Regions from separate parts of the Mus musculus genome. Here regions 1 and 3 are each linked to region 2. Evidence: chromatin contacts called from ENCODE POLR2A ChIA-PET data. All regions are on one chromosome and are shown on one strand. The core of a region is the stretch at or near the end of the contact, and the rest is flanking DNA. Distances in the headings are between cores, read along the strand shown. Region 1 overlaps Gm33444 (a long non-coding RNA gene). Region 2 holds the start of Alkbh1 (alkB homolog 1, histone H2A dioxygenase). Region 3 holds the start of Sptlc2 (serine palmitoyltransferase, long chain base subunit 2).

Region 1 (3,462 bases), core at 254-2,753, 36 kb before region 2:
ACCAGGCTGGCTTCTAGGCCCAGGAATTTCTTAGGAAAAAGCAGGCATAGGTTCTGGAGTGTCCACTGTTTTATATTGAAACAGAAAGAGTATATGCACTAGGAGAGGTAAAGTAGGAAGGGGTAGGAGAAAGACTCCAGTGGTGGAATGGCTGAATCCAGTATAAACCAACTCAGATGGGAAATTCCTCTGTTTCTTCCTCTCTTAAAAAAAAAAAAAAAAAAAAAAAAAAAAAACAACAACAAAACCAAAAAAAAACAGGTTGACCTCAAACTCTGCCTCCTGCCTCAACCTTCAAAGGTCTAGGATTAAAGACCCTAGTCACACTACAAGTTTGCTCTAATGCAGTGGATCTCAACCGTCCCAAAGCTGTGACCCTTTAATACACTTCCTCCTGGGGCTGGAGAGATGGCTCACCAGTTAAAAGCACCGACTGCTTTTCCAGAGGTCCTGAATTCAATTCCCAGCAACCACATGGTGGCTCACAACCATCTGTAATGGGATCCAATGCACTCTTCTGGTGTGTGTCTGAGGACAGCTACAGTGTATAAATAAAAATAAATGCTTAAAAAAAAAAAAAAAAACCAGTTCCTCCTGTAGTGGTGACCCCCCAACTGTAGTTATTTTTGTTGCTACATCATAACTGTAATTTTGCTACTATTGTGAAACAGAATGTAAGTATGTGTATTTTCCATGGTCTTAGGTGACCCCTGTGATAGGGTCATTTGACCTCTTAAGGGGTCACAACCCACAAGTTGTGACAATTAAGGGGACAATTTCAGTCCCTTTTGAAACAGAATCTCATTGTAGTTCAGGCTGCTGGATATCACTATGTAGTCAGGGATGACCCCTGAACTTCTGATCCTCCTGCCGTGTGTGTGTGTGTGTGTGTGTGTGTGTGTGTGTGTGTGTGTGTGTGCGCGCGCGCGTGCGTGGACGCACGCGCCACACTCATGCATAGGCTAAGAGGTCCTCTACCGGATAGGCTTCATTTCTAGGTTCTTTGGGGTGTTTTGTTTTGTTTTGTTTCTCGAGACAGGGTTTCTCTGTGTAGTCCTGGCTGTCCTGGAACTCACTCTGTAGACCAGGCTAGCCTCGAACTCAGAAATCTGCCTGCCTCTGCCTCTCAAGTGCTAGGATTATAGGCGTGCGCCACCACTGCCTGACCCATTTCCAGGTTCTTAAGGATTTGACTGAGGAATAAGGAAGAACAATGATAAAAGAGGAAGGAAGGGAATAGGTCTAGACTAGAAAACATTGTCACCAGGAAACCGAGGACAAGGTCTTTCCACCCCCAATGGTTCTCTGCTCCCCACAGAGGGTGAAAATTAGGTCAGCTAGTTATTTTAGGCTTCCATCGCAAAGGGACTGCCTGTTTTACGCGTTCCTAGGCACTTAATGGCGACAACCTTTCTCTCTAGAAAGTTCACTGAAACAGATTTGGGTTAGCCTTGACAGCGGTTCTTGCAGAGACCAGAGAAGAGGGTGGCAGAATCCTCCCGTGACCCTTTGAAAGGGGACCGGCAGGGGGACCAGGGGAGAAGGGCACCATCTCCAGCACGGCTCAGGGGCCTCTGCATGTGAAACAGGAGGAGGATAGAGGATGCACATGAGGAAGGAAATCATCAGGGACGCCAGATCTCAGTGCAGCAGGCGTGGTTTCTGGGAACAGAGACTGGCTGGCAACCCTCCCTCCTCCTCCTTTGCATTCTTGTAGATTGACGTCGCAGCCTCTCTGGAGAAAGAGCCACCGCACGGGAAACACTTCAGCCACAGGTTGAGGACCCGCAGTGCACACGCACAAATGCACGGACGCTAAGAGGATCATGCAAGAGGAAGGAACTTGTGCACTTCTGTTGTGCCTTTATTCCACGGAATTGTTACCGATGGATTCGTTTTTATGCTGGAAAGAACAAGGAAGGACAATGTTCCAACTGCTGGACCTGTTAGGGACAGTGAGTGCCTAGCCCTTTACCGGAATGGCCTGTTGACCTTTGTTCTGGAGTTCTGAGCACTTCCTTTGGATGAGAGATCAGGTCAAACACTAGGGTCAACGTTGGGTGTGTAAGAGGGAGGAGGGAAGGGAAGAGGAGTTCCAAATCCTTTGGAAAAAGCTCAGACACCAAAGACAAGATCAGGGCTCGCCTTGGGAGGCGTGGAAGAAAGGACAGGCTTCATGTAAGGAATTCTGTGGAATTACAAAACCAAGAACACTGTGACTTATGAAGAGTTCCATACTTTCTAGTCACTGCTCTGAGCATTGTGGAGGACTATAATCATATCTCTAGGCCACATCCCAAGAGACCATAGTGTTGCCAGAGAGCACCCATCTACCTTGTGAATTATGAGAACACTGGAAGTTACACTGTCACCTTCTCTCCAGCCTCTGTCCTTTCTCCTATTTTATTGGTTCACACCTAAGGCAAAAACTCTTTGCTCTGTTGGATGGCTTTTTGGGATTGTCCCCATTCTGCAGATGAGAAAAATGAGGCATGGGGAAACTAATACAATACCGTTGGCAAATGGATGCAATCAAGCTTCAAATGTGGGCCAGTATAATTGTTTTTTATTTTTTTATTTTATTTTTTTTGCAGTGCTGACATCTTATACCAACCAAGTGCTACCCACTGAGATGCATTCGCAGCGCTGATTTAGAATTCAATCTTAGGTATCACATTGTATTTCCCATGACTATAATTAAATGGAGGACAGCTCATGGAATGCCTGCAAGAATGATAAGTGGTCCTGTTGCTAAAACTTCTTCCCAGAAGGAGAAAGAACATATGCCCCTTCTAAGGCTCCAAAGAAAAACTGGGGAACCAGCAAGTCTATTGTGCTTCAGGGATGACGAGTCACTTACAGGGTGTGGTTGCTGCTCTGGGCAACAGGCTGTACCTGGAAAGGCTTTATCCAGCAAGGATGAGCCCCGCCCCCTATACTCTAGCCCCTCCCAGAAGCTGTGTACAATTAAGGCGTGGTTGCATATAACAAGTGCTAGGGAACAACTGAATACTCAAGATGGGGGCCTTGGTGACCATCCCCAGGCCCCCTGTGTCAACAACCCCAGCTGGGATGGGTGATCCTTGTGCAAAGGGGCACCGGCTGGAGTTTCCCCATGATGGCAGTGGCTCTGCTTAGAGGGCAGTCAGTCACAACAGGTCCAACCAAGAAAAAGGATATCAGTACAAAAACTACTCCAAACAGAGCGAGGTTAATGCCAGGAATTGTTGATAGAAGAGCTGAGAAGTCCACAGGAAGTAGTAAGTCAGGGTGAAACAGCGGGGTGCTACCAGGACCTGAAGTGCAGAGAGCTTAGCCTTTCTGGGATGCAGTAATAAAATAAATAAACACAAATGGAAGGGCTCAGGCACTGGCACTTAACTTGTTTTTTTCTTTTGTTTTTCTTTTTTTGGTTTTTTCGAGACAGGGTTTCTCTGTGTAGCCCTGGCTGTCTTGGAACTC
Region 2 (3,380 bases), core at 685-3,184:
CATCACAGAGCTGCATGCCAGGCCCACCAATCTTTATAATAAAAATGACTATCAGAAACTTCCTGAGAGTCCTGATCAGCTTAAGTTTTCTAGTTACACATTGCTGGCAAAATATTTGGTCATGAGTTCTTAAATAGGCCACTTGATACTCAGATACATCCTCAGACCTTAAGATTTACAAACTCACTCTTTATGTCAAAGAAGCCAAGGCACTGAGCTTTTTGAGAGAAAATTTTTCCCCTTTCTGACTTTTCTCTAGCCATTTTTCCTACTCTGCTCTAACCTGACGTTCTGTGACAATAGCTTCTCTAAAATGCTAGCATTAACCTGCTGAGCTGGTGAAATTGACAAGCCAAGCTTACATTTAATCAATCCGTACTATATTTTTGAGCACTGTGTAACAACAACAAAAAAAGAGCACTTCTGGGAGGCATTACGGCAGGAATAAAGGACTGAATGACCTAAGGGCTCTTCAGAGTCCAATGTTAATCTCAGGCACACGCTTTCCACACGTAATTCACATGACTCTAAAACCTTATCTGCTAACAAACTTTCTGAGAAGTTGAGTTTTGGACTCCAATTTTACCTACCTCTGAGGTAGTTAAGAACTTCCGATGTGAACATCCCTGCACGATAAATACCAAGGCCAAATAAGGGGTTACATATTTTCTCTCTTAAGTGACTACAAAGACATCCTGGTTCAGTTAGCTGCCAGCCTGGGCTCTCAAACGAGACTCTGTCTCCACAAGATTAAGTTTTTTTTTTTTTTTTTTTTTTTAAATATGACTATGGCCAGGCAGTGGTGGTGCACACCTTTATCCCAGCCCTCAGGAGGCAGAGGCAAGGAGGATCTCTGTGAGTCTGAGGCCATCTTGGTCTACAGAGTGAGCTTCAGAAAAGGCAAGGATACACAGAAACCCTGTCTTGAAAAACCATACATAAACATACCCTCTGGCCCCTTTCTTCTCATCACGAAGAAATAGGGAGGGTACATAAATTGTTTAGATTTAGCTTAGAAGTTTATTTACATGTCTACGAGTGCTCTCCTGTGGAGCTCAAGAGAGGGTGTCTGATCCTCCGGAAGAGTTACAAGAAGGCTGTGAGCTGCCACGTGGCTGCAAGGAACCAAATCTACTTGGTGTTCTTGGGAACACCAGTAGGTAAATGCTCTTAATTACTGAGCTATCTCTCCAGGCTCCTAGATTCTCAGGAAAAAAACCTGCTAATTTTACCTTTACTTTCAAAGCCTCAGAGAAGACAGGGTCGATCGAGTCTCAGGCCCAACGGATTAACGGTTTGAGACTTATTAAATGGCTGCTTTTATCTGAAGTTATGAGGCCACCCTAACGTCCACGAAGATGTTCTTCTGAGCTTTACACAAAATATCGTATTAGTATTAAACAGATAGTTAAGGAGGTACAAGCAATTTCCAGATTTTTTTCTTTCTTTCTTTCTTTTCTTTTCTTTCTTTTTTTTTTTTTAGCAAGGTCGCGTGGGTTGGGGGAAATGGCGGCAGGGCACAAGCCGTGGCCCGCGTGGGTTGGGGGAAATGGCGGCAAGGCACAAGCCGTGGCCAGAGCGTTGGGACAGCGAGGCAGCTGGTCGCTCATCGCTCGACATTACAGCTCACTGGACAGGCCCAGCAGGGGCTTCCCTCCAAAGCCGGCCCGGAGGCGGCCCAGTCTCGGGTGGCCCAGTCGGCCGCTAGGCTGGCACACACTACTCCTCCTTTCCTACCTGGGGCACGCCGGGCTTCGGGCTCCGAGCCAAGTGCGCCTCTGAGAAGTCGATGACGGCTCCCAGGTCCGCTGTCCCCGGCCGGCTCTGCCGGTAGAAGCGGAAAAGCTTCCGGAAAGCATCCTCTCTGGGCTCTGCAGCCAGCGTGGCTAATGAAGCCACAGCAGCCGCCATCTTCCCCATCTCGAGGCTGCCAACAGTTTGGCCCGGAAGCAGAACTCGAAATTCCGGCTCTGGCAGGTTCTTCCGGGGTCACGACTCCAGGGTTTCGATTCATTCCGTTTTAACATGGCAGCCTCCGCCATAAAGGGGCTAAGCGCACTGCGTTCCAGTACTGGTCGGCCTATTGCGTTTGTCAGAAAAATTCCTTGGACCGCGGCAGCGAGTGAGTGATGGAGATGAGGAAGGGCGCAGTCTTTATGTTTTATTTTAAGTAACGCGTAAAACCTATGTACAAACTCGCAAAACATAACTTCTCTGTAAAGAACCTTAGTCTACATGGTCAGGCGGTTTGCTTTTTTTTAATTTTTAATTTCATTTATTTATTTATTTATTTATTAATTATTTTTTAAGGAGCGCTTTCCTAAATTTGCCCGTCACCCTTACGCCTTGCTCAGGGACGCATGCTGATACTCTTTTGAAAAGAACACAAGTGGTTTGCTCTTGAGTAAATTCTTGCGCATAAAATTTTGCTTCGGGTTAACTCTTTAGGCACGATCCTCTCCACTCGCCCGATCGACAGTAGTCAGTCATTCGGAATGATTTGGTGGAAAGATTAATTATTTGCTTACTTGGACACTCACGAGTCAGAAGGAGCTATTTTGACCTCAGGGGAGCTTGACTTTCAAGTGGCAAGAACGAAGGGGTGGAGATGAGAGAAGAGATTCATTTGGTTCAAAGATGAAATTTGGACCAAGGAATTGATAAAGGGGACGAGTCGGAATCACTTAGTTTTTAAAGTAAAACCGACAGCATATTTGCTGGTTTGCGGAGAAAGGTGTACACTCCAGATTCCTAGCATAGATGACCAGCGGTTTTAGAATTGAGGAAGAAGAAACCTAGAGAAGATTAAAAGTTGCAGGATGTGAATTTGAGCTGCTTGTGGGGTCACTCGACAGCATTTGGACAGAGGTAGCTCGTGATTGAAACTTTAATAGTTGTATAATCCGAATAATGAAGTCAATATGGCAAAGGGTCTCATAGGACTTTTTAATTGTCTAAAAAGTGTAATCTGTAATACCTCCCCCATAGAATTGGGGAGAGGAATAAATAAGTTTATAGATGAACTTGGTAGATTTATGCTAGAATGTAAGTATCTAACAAGTGATAGTGGTTCTATTTACATGGTTGTTAAAATTGATGCACAGAAAAGGCTAGTCTGGGGATAGAGAGTTGGTTAGTTCTCCAATGACTTAGCACTTTTGCTTTTGTCAGTGCAATTTAAAGTATTTATGTATGTTGTCAGTGTGGGTGAGTACAGATAAATGAAGGTGCCCCATGTAGTACAGAAGGGGGCATTGCATCCACAGGAGCTGGCATTACAGGCAGTTTGAGCCCTCCTGATGTGCATCCTTAGAACTGAACTTGGGTCCTCTGTAAGAGCAGTATGTACTCCTTTTTGTTGTTGTTGTTGGTGGTGGTTT
Region 3 (3,392 bases), core at 273-2,772, 55 kb before region 2:
CCTGTCTCAGAAAATAAATAAATAAATAAAACTGTCAGGAAAGCCAGGTGTTGGGGTCTTAGTTGCTCTTGGGAGGCAAAGGCAGATCTCTTTTAAGTTGGAAGTCAGGCTTAGTCTACAAAGCAGAACAGCCTGAGAGGGCTGTTACTCAGAGAAACCATGTCTGGAAACAAGCAAAATACTGCTAGGAATTCAGAATTCTGTAAGATAGTTTAGAAGTTCATGGATATGGTTGATGATTCAACTTCAGTTAATTAATACAAGGACTCATGACAACTTACCACTGGATTAAGCAACGCCCTCCACGATAGCTCTATTGCGCCGTGAAGGGGCCACCTAAAATCCTATCTGGATGGTGGGATGGGGGTCTCACCAATCGCACAACGGGACAATTTTCAAGACAAGACCCCCGAGGAGGTTCCCTGCCAAGGTTTTCCCCATAAAGGAAGTCCAGAACGTGATAGGAAGAGGCTGTCCGGTTGTGCTTCCACAACTGCACTGCCTAACTTTCTCAGAGCGTCAGCTTCCTTTTGGGGCTGCAAGACTCTACAGGAAGCATGTACTCGAGGGGACCCGGGCAGGAACCCGAGAAAGTATCGCCGGACTTCGAGGGAAAGATTTCCTCTGCTTCCCACTAGGAGCGGCCTGCACTTTTTTTTTTTTTTTTTTGCGTGATCCACATGGTTAAGAACCAGAGACTTGCAGAGGAAGCCCAGCCTCCAGGGCCCTTCAGAACAGCAAATGCTGAGGAGCCGGGCAGACCTCAGGAGTCCCGCGTGGCTGAGGAGCCCCGGGAGGCTGGAGAGCCAGGCAGAACTAGGGGACACCGCACACCTAAGAAACCAGGTAAACCTTGGGACCCCCGCAGGGCAGAGAACCACAGCTCATCGCTGCGGAGCCGGGTAGTACTGGGAAGGCTCGAATAACTGGAGAAGCGGGCAGAACCGAGGAGCCCCTCACGGTGAGGGAGCCCCACATAGTTGTAGAGTCCCGCGCTGCCCTTGAGTCTCCCTCCCGCTCAGGGGGGAGGCCCAGCCAGCGCCGGCTCCCCGTCGCTCAGCACACCTGAGCCGCGCCCAGCCGCCAGCCGGCCACTGACCGGCCCGCGCGGCTGCCCGTCCTCCCCGGCCCGGCCCGGCCCAGCCCGGGCATCGGCTCGCGGGGGTCCCGGCCCACCGCCCCGATCTCGCCCAGCCTCTCGATCCCATCGTACCTGGCCGGCAGCCGCGACGGTGGCGGTGCTGCTCCTCAAGTACCCGTTCCTCACTTCCCCGTTCTTGACGCAGCCGTTCGCCCGCATCGGGCGGCGGCAGCAGCAGCCTCCGGGCTCCGGCCGCATCCTCCCGGCAGCACCCGGCAGCAGGACAGGCTCTGGAGGTGGCGGCGGAGCCAACTCCCGCTCCGCACCGCACCCACCTCTCCGAAACCGGAAATGGCTGCAGCGCCGCTGCCAATTCCCGGTCCGGCCGTCACGCGAGGGCGGGGCCACCCGAGAAGACGGGGCTCGCCGAAGCCCGGCAGCCGGAGGGAACATGGGGCGGGGTCTATCGGCTATTGACCAATCCAAAGGCGAGAGGGGCGGATCTCATGCTGATTCTGGCGAATTAAGAGCAAGGGAAAAGCGGCTTGCAGACATCAAGGGGACTTCTTCAGAGGAACTCGAGAACTGAGCAATTGATTGGAGCCCTAGCCAGGTCGTAGGTGGAGCTTTGCCGCCTACTGGTCCAGGTTGAGAAGGAGGCGGAGCCCGGAAAGGAACAGCCAATTAGAGTGTGGAGAAAGAAACAGGGGCTGAGCCTATTTCCAGAGCCTGTTCCCGGTTCTCTAGCACTGGTGGTGGTTGCCCTCTGTGCCCTTCCTCCCGAGAGGTTCTCAGGTTGAATCCGAGCCCAAGACAGGCAGCTCCTTTATTTCATTAGCAAATTCCTCTGTGGGTGTTAATAGAATAGCCTTTTTGACAGTCTCTCACTGTTCTTCATTGTGAACTACGCGAACGCCTCGCGCGCACATCACTTGTTTCTATCCGGGTTTTCCTAGGGCAATTTCCTTTGAAGACTTTCCTTGAAAGTCAGGAGACTTGATCTGTTTCCAGATCTTGTGATAACTGAAACTGAAACTTGAGGAATTAACTCCTTTAGGAGCCAAGTTCTTTTAAAATTCTTCCTGCTTCATGGACTCATTTGCCAGAATTACATTAGTAAAGCGCTGGACACCTATCACAATACCTAATCCAAATCAGTAGCAAAAGAAATTGATCTACATTTCAGCATTACAAAGACCTTTAGTTACCCATAAAAAAAAAAATCAATGTCATAATTAAGAGTATGACTCAGTCTAGGTTTGAATCCTGGCTGCCTCACCTACTAGCTGAGTGACCTCTATGTTCCTCTGCTCAGGGGGATAATAACAGTTGCCATAAGAGAATCTAATGAGTTAATGCCTGTAATGTATTTTGCTTAGGACCTGGCAATTAGTAAGTATTCATTAAGTGCTGGTTATTATTAATTGCCGAATGCATCTGTGTGAATCCCTGTGTCACACAACCCCTTCTCCCCTGGAGCTTTAGAACTGCGTTGGCAAGGTTATTTGTTTTGCTTGATTTAGAAGAGGTACTCTTAACAGCAAGTGGAGCAAGGACAAAACTTTCAAGTCACAAACCCTTTGATCTCAAAAGTGAACACGAGAATCAAAAAGAACTCTATGGGGCCTGGAGAGATGGCTCAGCAGTGAAGTACTGGACACTGCTTGTCCAGAGTACCTGGATTTGGTTCTAGCACCCACATGGTGGCTCACAGCTATCTATAACTCCAGTGCCAGAGGAATCAAAGCCTTATTCTGATTTCCCAGGGCACCAGACACAAACTTGGTGCACATACATACATGCAGACAAGACACTCACAGACATAAATTAAAATCTCCTTTTTAAAAGTTTTTTTTTTAAAAAAAAAAAAAAGCTCTGTATGCCTTTAAGCTAAGCATAGTAATGCATTGATACAGTCTCAGCACTCCTGAGGTAGAGGCAGGAGTGTAGATGTTCAAGATAATCTTTGTATATATAACCTGTCCAAGCTAGCCTGGGATATAGGAGTCCCTGTCTTAAACATGATGGGGTGGGGATAAGTAACTCAATCAGTGAAATACTACCAGGAAAACAAGAGGAGTTAAGTCCAGATTTTGAGCATCTAGTTAAAATCCCCATGCTTAGGACACAGAGATGAAAGGGTTCCTAGAGTTCTCTGGCCAGCTGGTCTAACTGAATTGGTGAGTTCCAATGTCAGGCAAAGACCCTGTCTCAAAAATAAGGTAGAGATGATGGGTGATGGTGGCATATGCCTTTGATTCCAGCCCTCAGGAGGCAGAGGCAGGCAGGCAGATTTCTGTGAGTTCAGGCC

What was found. ChIA-PET counts read pairs that join two places held with the same protein, here RNA polymerase II (POLR2A).
Region 1: POLR2A ChIA-PET joins it to region 2 with 49 read pairs in embryonic stem cell. The contact joins the enhancer-like site here to the promoter of Alkbh1 in region 2. POLR2A ChIA-PET finds 5 or more read pairs at or near these places in 4 of 5 experiments (Patski and embryonic stem cell).
Region 3: POLR2A ChIA-PET joins it to region 2 with 13 read pairs in embryonic stem cell. The contact joins the promoter of Sptlc2 here to the promoter of Alkbh1 in region 2. POLR2A ChIA-PET finds 5 or more read pairs at or near these places in 4 of 5 experiments (Patski and embryonic stem cell).

The regions. Positions count from the first base shown.
Region 1 is chr12:87,406,413-87,409,874 of GRCm38, forward strand. Gm33444 (a long non-coding RNA gene) reads left to right here. Exons shown (of 3, transcript XR_381803.4): 2 at 1,718-1,955; 3 at 2,595-3,462. Among named protein-coding and RNA genes, the nearest start is that of Sptlc2, 20 kb to the left of the region's middle. Within about 2 kb of position 1,504, at least 1 of the 3 ENCODE cell types and tissues checked has a DNase peak (open chromatin) inside an H3K27ac peak, as active enhancers do.
Region 2 is chr12:87,441,905-87,445,284 of GRCm38, forward strand. Alkbh1 (alkB homolog 1, histone H2A dioxygenase) reads right to left here and starts at 1,935. Exons shown (of 6, transcript NM_001102565.1): 1 at 1,738-1,935. The coding sequence starts at 1,920. Nrp (neural regeneration protein) reads right to left here and starts at 2,113. Exons shown (of 1, transcript NM_001013372.2): 1 at 944-2,113. The coding sequence starts at 2,014. The coding sequence ends at 1,607. It overlaps Slirp (SRA stem-loop interacting RNA binding protein), which reads left to right and starts at 1,992. Exons shown (of 4, transcript NM_026958.3): 1 at 1,992-2,122. The coding sequence starts at 2,026.
Region 3 is chr12:87,386,833-87,390,224 of GRCm38, forward strand. Sptlc2 (serine palmitoyltransferase, long chain base subunit 2) reads right to left here and starts at 1,523. Exons shown (of 12, transcript NM_011479.4): 1 at 1,214-1,523. The coding sequence starts at 1,339. Gm33444 (a long non-coding RNA gene) reads left to right here. Exons shown (of 3, transcript XR_381803.4): 1 at 1-846.